Regions from separate parts of the Homo sapiens genome. Here region 2 is linked to region 1. The links are chromatin contacts, found by POLR2A ChIA-PET in ENCODE. All regions are on one chromosome and are shown on one strand. The core of a region is the stretch at or near the end of the contact, and the rest is flanking DNA. Distances in the headings are between cores, read along the strand shown. Region 1 holds the start of GCKR (glucokinase regulator). Region 2 holds the start of MRPL53 (mitochondrial ribosomal protein L53).

The links. ChIA-PET counts read pairs that join two places held with the same protein, here RNA polymerase II (POLR2A).
Region 2: POLR2A ChIA-PET joins it to region 1 with 23 read pairs in activated T-cell. The contact joins the promoter of MRPL53 here to the promoter of GCKR in region 1. POLR2A ChIA-PET finds 5 or more read pairs at or near these places in 2 of 52 experiments (HEK293 and activated T-cell).

The regions. Positions count from the first base shown.
Region 1 is chr2:27,493,540-27,498,114 of GRCh38, forward strand. GCKR (glucokinase regulator) reads left to right here and starts at 3,300. Exons shown (of 19, transcript NM_001486.4): 1 at 3,300-3,425; 2 at 3,705-3,860; 3 at 4,023-4,091. The coding sequence starts at 3,366. It overlaps FNDC4 (fibronectin type III domain containing 4), which reads right to left and starts at 1,661. Exons shown (of 7, transcript NM_022823.3): 1 at 1,339-1,661; 2 at 1,008-1,164; 3 at 812-927; 4 at 391-595. The coding sequence starts at 1,140.
Region 2 is chr2:74,470,566-74,475,140 of GRCh38, forward strand. It overlaps MRPL53 (mitochondrial ribosomal protein L53), which reads right to left and starts at 2,115. Exons shown (of 3, transcript NM_053050.5): 1 at 2,004-2,115; 2 at 1,793-1,905; 3 at 1,417-1,687. The coding sequence starts at 2,095. The coding sequence ends at 1,554. It overlaps CCDC142 (coiled-coil domain containing 142), which reads right to left. Exons shown (of 9, transcript NM_001365575.2): 8 at 4,351-4,550; 9 at 2,267-4,237. The coding sequence ends at 3,981. RefSeq lists enhancers at 1,524-1,653, 2,054-2,153.

The DNA.
Region 1 (4,575 bases), core at 2,050-4,549:
AGGATGGAGATGCTGGGGATTAGAAAGGGTGGACCCATCATAATGTTGCCCTTGGAGTGTAGGGTAGCCCCTCCCTGGGAGGAAGCCGTTGGTGGACAGGTGGTTAGCGACCAAAAAGCGGGATGGCTGCAGGTTAATTACTCACTCATGCAGGCTGCAGCTGATGTGAAGTTGGGTAACAGGAAGCTTAAAAGGCCTTCCCCCAAACAACTCAATACCAGCCTGTCTATACCCAATCCCCTTCCCACCTGCTTTTCTTTCCTTTCCTGGCAGTACAATGAATTAAATCATCCTATTCAACTCAGCTAGTCTGTTGCTTGTCTTGGGGAAGTAAGTAAGAGGCTGCAAGCCAGGTAAGCAGCCAGAGAATCCAATAGCACAGATCCTCACCTGGGCTTGAACTGTTTGAAGGTAGCCGGTCAGAACCCTTGAGAGTTCGGAAGTGCACCCGGGGCCCTGGGGGACTCTCTCCCCGAAGGCCGATGCTCCTGACCTGCACTGTGTAGTCACTGTCTTCAGCCAGGCCCCAGAGGGCACAGGCCCGGGTGGTGGTGTTCACCTCCCGAATCACACGCTGCCCGGGGCCATTCTGCCGCTGCAGGGAGATGAGGGGAGAGGAGGACAGCCTCACCCCAGTGCCAGGCCACAAGGCTCAACCAGAGACTCTTCAACATCCAAGCACTCCGGGGGAGTAGCGTGAAAAGGGCAGCCTGAGCCAGGATACGCCAGCTTCCAGATCCCCCCCACTTAAGTGAAGAAATGTGCCGAAATCCAAGGACACAGGTTGGGGGAGCAGAAGGGTGATTCATACTTGCTGGGAAATGGAGTAGCCAATGACGATGTTGCCTTCTGGGACGTCCCAGGACACAGTGGCCGAGTTGGCTCTGAGGTGAGTGACCGTCACATTCACAGGAGAGGGAGGCCGGTCTGCGGGAGCCAGGGTGTTTAACAGGTTTCACCCATTGACTAGCTGTGGTTGACCCTCAGCCCCGTTCCCCTTTACTTACCTGCTCGCACGAAGCCCAGGTCACAGCTGACCAGCAGGAGGACCGTGGGGCTTAGATATGGGGAAAGGGGCACCAGCGAAGCCATGTCCCCACGGAGTCCGCTGGGGGGGGAACTGTGGCATCCGCTTGGCATCCGCTTGACATCCAGGCGGGGCTCCTGGAGATGGCAGGAGTTGTGGGGGGTCAAGGACTGCCCAGAACGCACGGAGGTCGGGGGGCAGCAGCTCTCCTGGGCTCCCCACAGCTCACAACAGCCCTATTTTCTCTACGCCCTCCCGCCCCCGCATTGCCCGGGCGGCCCCAGAGTGCGGTCCGCCCTGCCCACACCCACCTCCGCCGGTCCTCGCGGTTGGTCAGGCCTCGGGGGGCTGCTCGGTGCCCAGAGGGCGGCCCATCGCCCGACTCGGTGGCGCTGCCCCTACCCCATCCCGGCGCGGGCCCGGCGACGCGGGCAGCGCGGGGCCGAGCTGCGGGCGGAGCGGGCGCGGGTCTGCGGAGCCCCCAGGGCTCGAGCGGGCCACGGAGTCTGTCCGGGAGCAGGGGGCGTTGCCCGGACGCTGGCCTGGGTCCCCGGTGCGGGAGGCAGTGCGGCGGCCTCCGCCCGCCCCTGCAGCGGGATGTGACCGTCCCGGAGAGCCAGCCGCCGCCTTCTGCAGCGCTGGCCCCGCTCGCTCCGCCGCAGCCCGGCCGGGACGCGCGGGCCCGCCCCGCCCAGCCGGGGTTCTCGCCGCCGTCATTCCCCTCCCGCCCCCTCACTCCCGTCCTCTCGGGGCTCCTCCCACGACCCTCCCAATGGCGCCTCCGGAGCCCCCATCCCTTATCCCTTCTCTCTCCCAGCTGAAGCGGACGAGTCGGCGGGGGCGTGGGGGGTGAGACGCGGGTGCTAGGGTCTCCGGCACCTGGGAGATCCCCTTCCTCCCCGCGTGGAAGAGCCAAGTTGGGAAGAGGAATTCCACCTCCAGTGCCCGAGGGGCTAACAGGAGAGGGGAGAGAGTGAGGGAGATAATAATTGCTTTAACAATCCCTTACTTGTAGACTGCGTCAGCTTTTAAGTCTCTTTTCCATTCATAATCTCATTTAATTCCGTTCGCTTTCTCATTCATTCTTTCATTTATTCACCAAATATTTATTGAGCATCTCCTATGTGTCTGGCATTATATTAAAACCTGGAGATACAGTGATTGTTAAGAGTGTTGGGCTTCTCGGGAGAATCAAAGCGCAAAGACCTATGGCTTTTTTAAAAAAATTATTATTCCTTTCTTTTCTTTTTTTGTTTTTCTAAAGCTCTACCACTTACGGTGTGGTTTTGGAGAAACTGGTTTATCTGTGCTTCAGGTTTCCCACCTGTAAAGCAAAGCGTGTGAAATCTCACAGGGTTGTTGTGAGGCTCAAATGAGACGGGAAAGATCTTTATAAATCTCACAACACTATGTGACTGGATGATGGAGATTAATTTGCACCAATCTGTTAGTTACTTCTTTGTTCAATAACATGTAAGCCCTTACATTATATCATGCTTTGGTTGAGCTTGAAATCTGAATTGAGAACCTGGGTGTGAGTCCCAATTTGTCCAGCTGTGTGATCTTAAGCAACCAACTAAACTACTCTGAGCCTGTTTCATCATCTGAAAAATGAGGGTGTCAATATTGACCAACATCTTAGTGTTGGTGTATCCAATGAGATACTGTCTGTGAAAAGTGTGTTGTTCAGTGTAAATAAATGTTGGCTAACATTGTATTTAGGGCAGATTCTTTGGTTTCTAATTCTCAATGCAGTATTTCTGTTTCTGTGGGATTTTTCCCGCTGTAATATCCAGTACAGTGTGTGCACACTTGGGGCTCAGAAGCTTCTACTGCCTTCCTTTCTGAGAGGAGAGGATAAAATGGGACCAGTGGGACTGACTGTGTGTGCTGAGCATGTGATCAAGCCATGGGCCAGGTCCTCTGACTTGTGCTGACTTGGTGACCCTGATCTCTGGCCTCGGAGGACACTTGCCCAGGGATTCTCACTGCCGTGGGTGTTGTCCTGCACTCCCAGGCTCCAGGTCCTCTGTAGAAGAGGGCATTGTCCCGGTAGGGCAAGAGTCCCGAGCCTCAGGTCTTCCTCTTCAGGGGCCAAAGCAGAGGCTGGCGAGTCAGGGTGCTTGCAAAGAGGAAGCCCAGGAGTTTCCCTGGGGTTACCAGAGGGCTGGGGGCCTAGTGACCAGGAAAGGGTGGTGCTCTGAGAGCCCAGGGTGCTTGGGTTAATCATCACTGGGGCTCAGATAAGGCCCTGCCAACTGGAAGCAGAGTCATTGTGACCAGAGGGGTTTGTGTGGCTGAAGAGGCAGGAGGAACAGTGTATCCACAGCGTGGGACCATGCCAGGCACAAAACGGTTTCAACATGTCATTGAGACCCCGGAGCCTGGCAAGTGGGAGGTGAGACCCCTTCTTCATGTTGGCTTTCTGTGCTGATTCCTAGAATTATTTTTCATCCAGTCTTCCCTCCCCGCTGGTTTCTGCTCACCTCTTCTTCCTTCCTGATGTTCTTTCCCTAATATGCCCAGAGCACCAAGTGCAGGCTGAGTTTCTGGTGTGGTATGTGTGTGCGTGTGTGTAAGTCCAAACTCTGTGCCTGCTGCCACTCCCACCTCCAGCTCAGCAGGCATGAATGAGGCTTTGGCTTCCTGCTCCATCCTTGTCCCCTCTTCCTTCTAGTTGTCTGGGTACGAGGCAGCTGTGCCAATCACGGAGAAGTCAAACCCACTGACCCAGGATCTAGACAAAGCAGATGCTGAGAACATTGTTCGACTGCTAGGGCAATGTGATGCTGAGATCTTCCAGGAGGAGGGGCAAGCCCTGTCCACATACCAGGTAACCAAGACCCAAGACCTGGACCCTGGAAATAAACATGCCAACCCCAACCCCACCTCTGCTCTCCCTCACCATGGCTCCTAATATCGGAAACCCTGAGACCCCCTCCCCCATTCATCGTCCTCCTTTTCTTGGCTTCTCATTCCTGCATATTCCCTACAGAGACTCTACAGCGAATCCATTCTGACCACCATGGTACAGGTGGCTGGGAAAGTTCAGGAAGTGCTGAAGGTACTAACCTTCCTTCTGTTCCCTGCCTAAACTTTTCTGTTTCCCTCTTTCTCTTTTTACTGTCTCTATTTCTCACTTTGATAGATCTCATTCTCCTTTCTCCCTTTTGGAGATCCTCCCTTTTGGATCCTTATTTTCATCTTATTAATAAATAATAATGATAACTTCTCTGCTTAATACTTTATAATTGACAATCTACTTTCACACCTATTACCCTCACAAAAGCCTGTGAAGTTGATATGACTTCTGTTTGTTTTCCTCAGATGAAAAAACAAAGATTTAGAAAGGATAATCACTGTAGCTTGCTCAAATACACTGAGCTAATAATTGCTGGATAATGCTGCTTTTATTATTTACTTTTATTTAGATGACAAAGCTGCTTTCAGTTCTTTCTGGGAGAAGTAAGGATTTGAACAAGTAGTGGAGCAAGACATGGGAGTCAAACTGGTTTCTCTAATCCAATGTTCTTTTTGCTACACTACAT
Region 2 (4,575 bases), core at 865-3,364, about 47 Mb after region 1:
CCAAACAGAAATAGTTTAACCCCAGAAGGTGTAATTCAAGTTGTGAAAGAGGATGAGATGCCCCAGAAAAAAATAGAGAAGAAAAAGAATGAAGGTAGAACACCTGTGTGGTTCAAAAGAAAAAGGACCCAAGAGGGAGAGAAGTTCCACAAATGGGTGAATTAAGAGTTGCAGGCCGGGCACAGTGGCTCATGCCTGTAATCCCAGCACTTTGGGAAGCCGAGGGGGCGGATCAGGAGTTTGAGGACAGCCTGGCTGACATGGCAAAGCCCCATCTCTACTGAAAATACAAAAATCAGCCAGGCGTGGTGGCACATGCCTGTAATCCCAGCCACCCAGGAGGCTGAAGCAGGAGAATCACTGGAACCCGGGAGGCGGAGGCTGCAGTGAGCCAAGGTCACGCCACTGCACTCCAGTCTGGGTGACAGAGTGAGACTCTATCTCAAAAACAAGAGTTGTAGATGCGGCCAGGCGTTGGTGGCTCACGCCTGTGAACCCAGCACTTTGGGAGGCCGAGGCAGGAGGATCACTTGTGTCCAAGAGTTAGAGACCAGCCCGTGCAACAGGACAAAACCCCACCTCTATTTAAAAAAAAAAAAAAAAAAAAAAAAAAGATGGAACTGGGATACAACGATGAGAGCTGAAAAAACAGCACTCTGTTAGTGTTTTTGTTTTTTTTTTTTTTTTGAGACAGAGTCTCACTCTTGCTCAGGCTGGAGTGCAGTGGTGTGACCTCAGCCTACTTCAACCTTCACCTCCTGGATTCCAGCGATTCTCTTGCCTCGCTCGGCCTCCCGAGTAGCTGGGATTACAGGCTTGTGCCACCACACCCAGCTAATTTTTTTGTATTTTCTAGTAGAGGTGGGGTTTCTCCAAGCAGGTGATCTGCCTGACTCGGCCTCCTAAAGTGCTGCGATTACAGATGTGAGCCACCACGCTCAGCCTATCAGTGTTCTTTCACACAAGATTTGGTAAAAGTAAGAGGGCTGGGCACAGTAGCTCACGCCCAACACTTTGGGAAGCCAAGGTGGGAGGATCACTTGAGCCCAGAACTTCAAGACCAGCCTGGGAAACATAGTGAAAACCCTTCTCTACAAAAAAATTTAAAAATTAACTAAACGTGGTGGCGCGTGGGGCGTGCCTGTAGTCCCAACTTCCCAGCTACTTGGGAGGTTCGGCTAAGCCCAGGTTACAGTGAGCTAGAATCATGCCACTGCACTCCAGCCTGAGCGACAGAAACAGACCAGTCAAAAAAAAAAAAAAAAAAAAAAAAAAAAAAAAAGAGGTACCTTGAGTGAGTGGTAGGAGAAGCCAGAAGCCAAATTCAAAAGGGTTAAGCAGTGAGTGATAGTAAGAAAGTGAAATAAATTCAGGTTCATCCAGACACCTCTCTGATCTAGTCTTGTTCCAGAAACATTGTGGTAGCAGGGTTTTAAACTTTATTTTGCGCTCCGTGACCCTTCAGATAGTGATTTGAATGATTAAGTGAAACTCTTCTTAGGTTAAGTGTCCTAGTCCACGCTAAAATCATCTTGTTGGTCTCTTTGGCGCTGTCAGCGACCAGTATCAGCGCCCGGCTTGTCCCCGCTGCCCGCCGCGTCCCTGGCCCGGATGTGGGAGGCGAAGGCGGTGAGCATTTCCAGAGCGGTGAGATGAGCGCCGCGCATAATCAGGCGATGCCCGTCTCCTGGGGAAGAAACAAACGAGTGAGACAGGGAGGGACCGCAGTGCTGGGGCTTAGGGGCGCGCGGGCTGCTCGCTGTTCCCTCCTGCCCGTCTCCACCAAGCCCACCGAACAGCACGTCCACGCAGGGCTCGGAGCCGTCATGCCTCACGTCCGCAATCACTGAGCAGTTGAGATTAGTGGAGCGGACCTTCTCACTGCTCACCGTCTGCAGGAAGGTCCTACGGTGGAAAAACAGAGGAGCGCCAAGCTGAGGGCTTAAAGCCCCGGCTGAAGGAAGGCGCACCACTTCCCGCTTCTACCCACTTCCCCTTCGTACCTCGTCGATTCCACGTTTTTCTCGAAGGGACAGAACTGAACCCGAACCTGTTTGACAGGCCGCAGACCAAGCCGAGCCAAGGCAGCTGCCATGGTGACCTCCGCCCCGGAAGAACTCGTGCAGGCGGAAGTGTCGCATTGCGTGAGGCCGTGAATGGCTGCGCTTCTGCGGGATAGACTTCCGGCCGCCGGCTGCTTAGCAGGCCTGCGAACCGCAGCTCTGGGCTTCCTAGCCCAGGCGGAGGAAGGCAGGAAAGAAAGAGGTGGTTTCGGCACAACGCATGGGGGAGCCCAAAGTAGGCTGTCAGCAAATACAGCCTATCATGAATAGTCCTCTCATACGACGGTGAAAACCATAAATAAATGGCGCAAAAACCTCTTTGCACGAAAATACGCCCGTTTTCTGCAGCCTTTCCCCTTCTGTACCCTGCTGGGCCACATCTAGGCTAACTCGATCTTAAATCCTGGCTTCTTCCAAAGAGAGAGCACTAACACAAGCCGGGATGATCCACACCAGAAGGTAAACACCATTCAGGTAACTGAAGATTAAACGTAGTGAGCTCTGAATAGCCAAAGCTTAAACGTGAAAGTACTACAGCCCAATATTAGTAAATGACTGAAAATAGTAATAGGAAGGGCAGTACAGGGTAATACTGTCCTTGGGGCTGATCCAGGTATAGAAATGCCTATTAAACCTCTGTGGTTCTCCATGAATTAGCGTAGCTCCCAGGACTTAAGTTGAAGTGCATTCTAGCCAGTTTTCTTTTTTTGAGACGAAGTTTTGCTCTTGTTGCCCAGGCAGGAGTGCAGTGGCGCGATCTCGGCTCACTGCAATCTCTGCCTCCCGGGTTCAAGCGATTCTCATGCCTCAGCCTCCTGAGTAGCTGGGACTACAGGCGCGTGCCACCACGCCCGGCTAATTTTTTGTATTTTTAGTAGAGGCGGGGTTTCACCGCGTTAGCCAGGATGGTCTTGATCGGACCTCGTGATCCGCCCCTCTAGGCCTCCCAAAGTGCTGGGATTACAGGCGTGAGCAGGCGTGAGCCCCCTCACCTGGCCGAGCACTCAACTCTTTATCCCTGAGATATCTTCAGTGATGGAGAACTAGGCCTGAACCTCCCAAGGGTCTGACCTTCAGGTTCCAGGCTATGGTCTTGCTCTTTACTCTGGATTCCAGGTGCTGGAGTGATCTTGGATTTTTTTTTTTTTTTTTTTTTTTTTTGAGACGAAGTTTTGCCCTTGTTGCCCAGGCTGGAGTGCAATGGCACAATCTCGGCTCTCCGCAACCTTCGCCTCCTAGGTTCAAGCGATTCTCCTGCCTCAGCCTCCTGAGTAGCTGGGATTACAGGCATGCGCCACCACACCTGGCTAATTTTGTATTTTTAGTAGAGACGGGGTTTCTCCATGTTGGTCAGGCTGGTCTGGAACTCCCGACCTCAGGTGATCCGCCTGCCTCAGCCTCCCAAAGTGCTGGGATTATAGGTGTGAGCCACCATGCCCTGCCTAATCTTGGATTTTTTTTTTTTTTTTTTTTGAGACAGAGTCTTGCTCTGTCACCCAGGCTGGAGTGCTGTGGCTGGATCTCAGCTCACTGCAAGCTCCGCCTCCCAGGTTCACACCATTCTCCTGCCTCAGCCTCCCGAGTAGCTGGGACTACAGGCACCCGCCACCACGCCCGGCTAATTTTTTGTATTTTTAGTGGAAACAGGGTTTCACCGTGTTAGCCAGGATGGTCTTGATCTCCTGACCTCATGATCCGCCTGCCTCGGTCTCCCAAAGTGCTGGATTACAGGCGTGAGCCACCTCGCCCAGCCCCTAATCTTGGATTCTTAAGCCCAGGCTCTTTGTAGCTTATTCTCCAGTATGCTTTCCTCCAAGCTTCCAGTTCTGGGCTTCCTTAATATGCAATTCCAAATGTCTGGATTTTCCAGCTAGAGATGGGGAGCTCTTAACTTTCTGGCTCCTGGTCCCAGGCTCCTTAGGATTCAGGACTGGTTCCCAGGCAGGAAAAAAACGGCAGGTGCCAACGGGGTCGCTGGTGTTGCCTGAGGGCAAGCCAGGCCTGCTGATTTCCCACCAGGTAGCCCTCCGGGCTAGGTCCCCTTCCTCCTAGTGTGCTTTGCAGCTGACCTGTCTGGGCTGGAGATGTTCCAGGCTGGAGCGGGGGCTCCAAGCTCTCCAGGCTATTGAGGCAGCTGCTGGGCAATTTCGTGGTCTGGACCTCCTGACAAGCACCTGGTAAGGCAGGAGTGGAAGGTAGGTGGCTGCTGGGGATATACTGAAGCCAGATTAATGGTGAGAATAGGGTTTGGGACACACAAAGCAGTGAGCGAAGGGGAGTAACTCACAGCAACAGGGGGGCCTCCTGTGGACTTGAGACTTGGGCAGGGGCTGCTGCAACAGACACAGCAGGGCCCCATCCAGCTGCTGGAAGATGCTGAGCATGAGCAGGGTCTGGCGGAGATCAGGGGACAGGCTCCACTGCTCCTCTTCCAGCAACTCCCTGACCACTCCAAAGTCTTGTTTGAGCTGCAGCGCTCCCTGCAGGCTGAAGGCAGAGGTACAGTATGGCC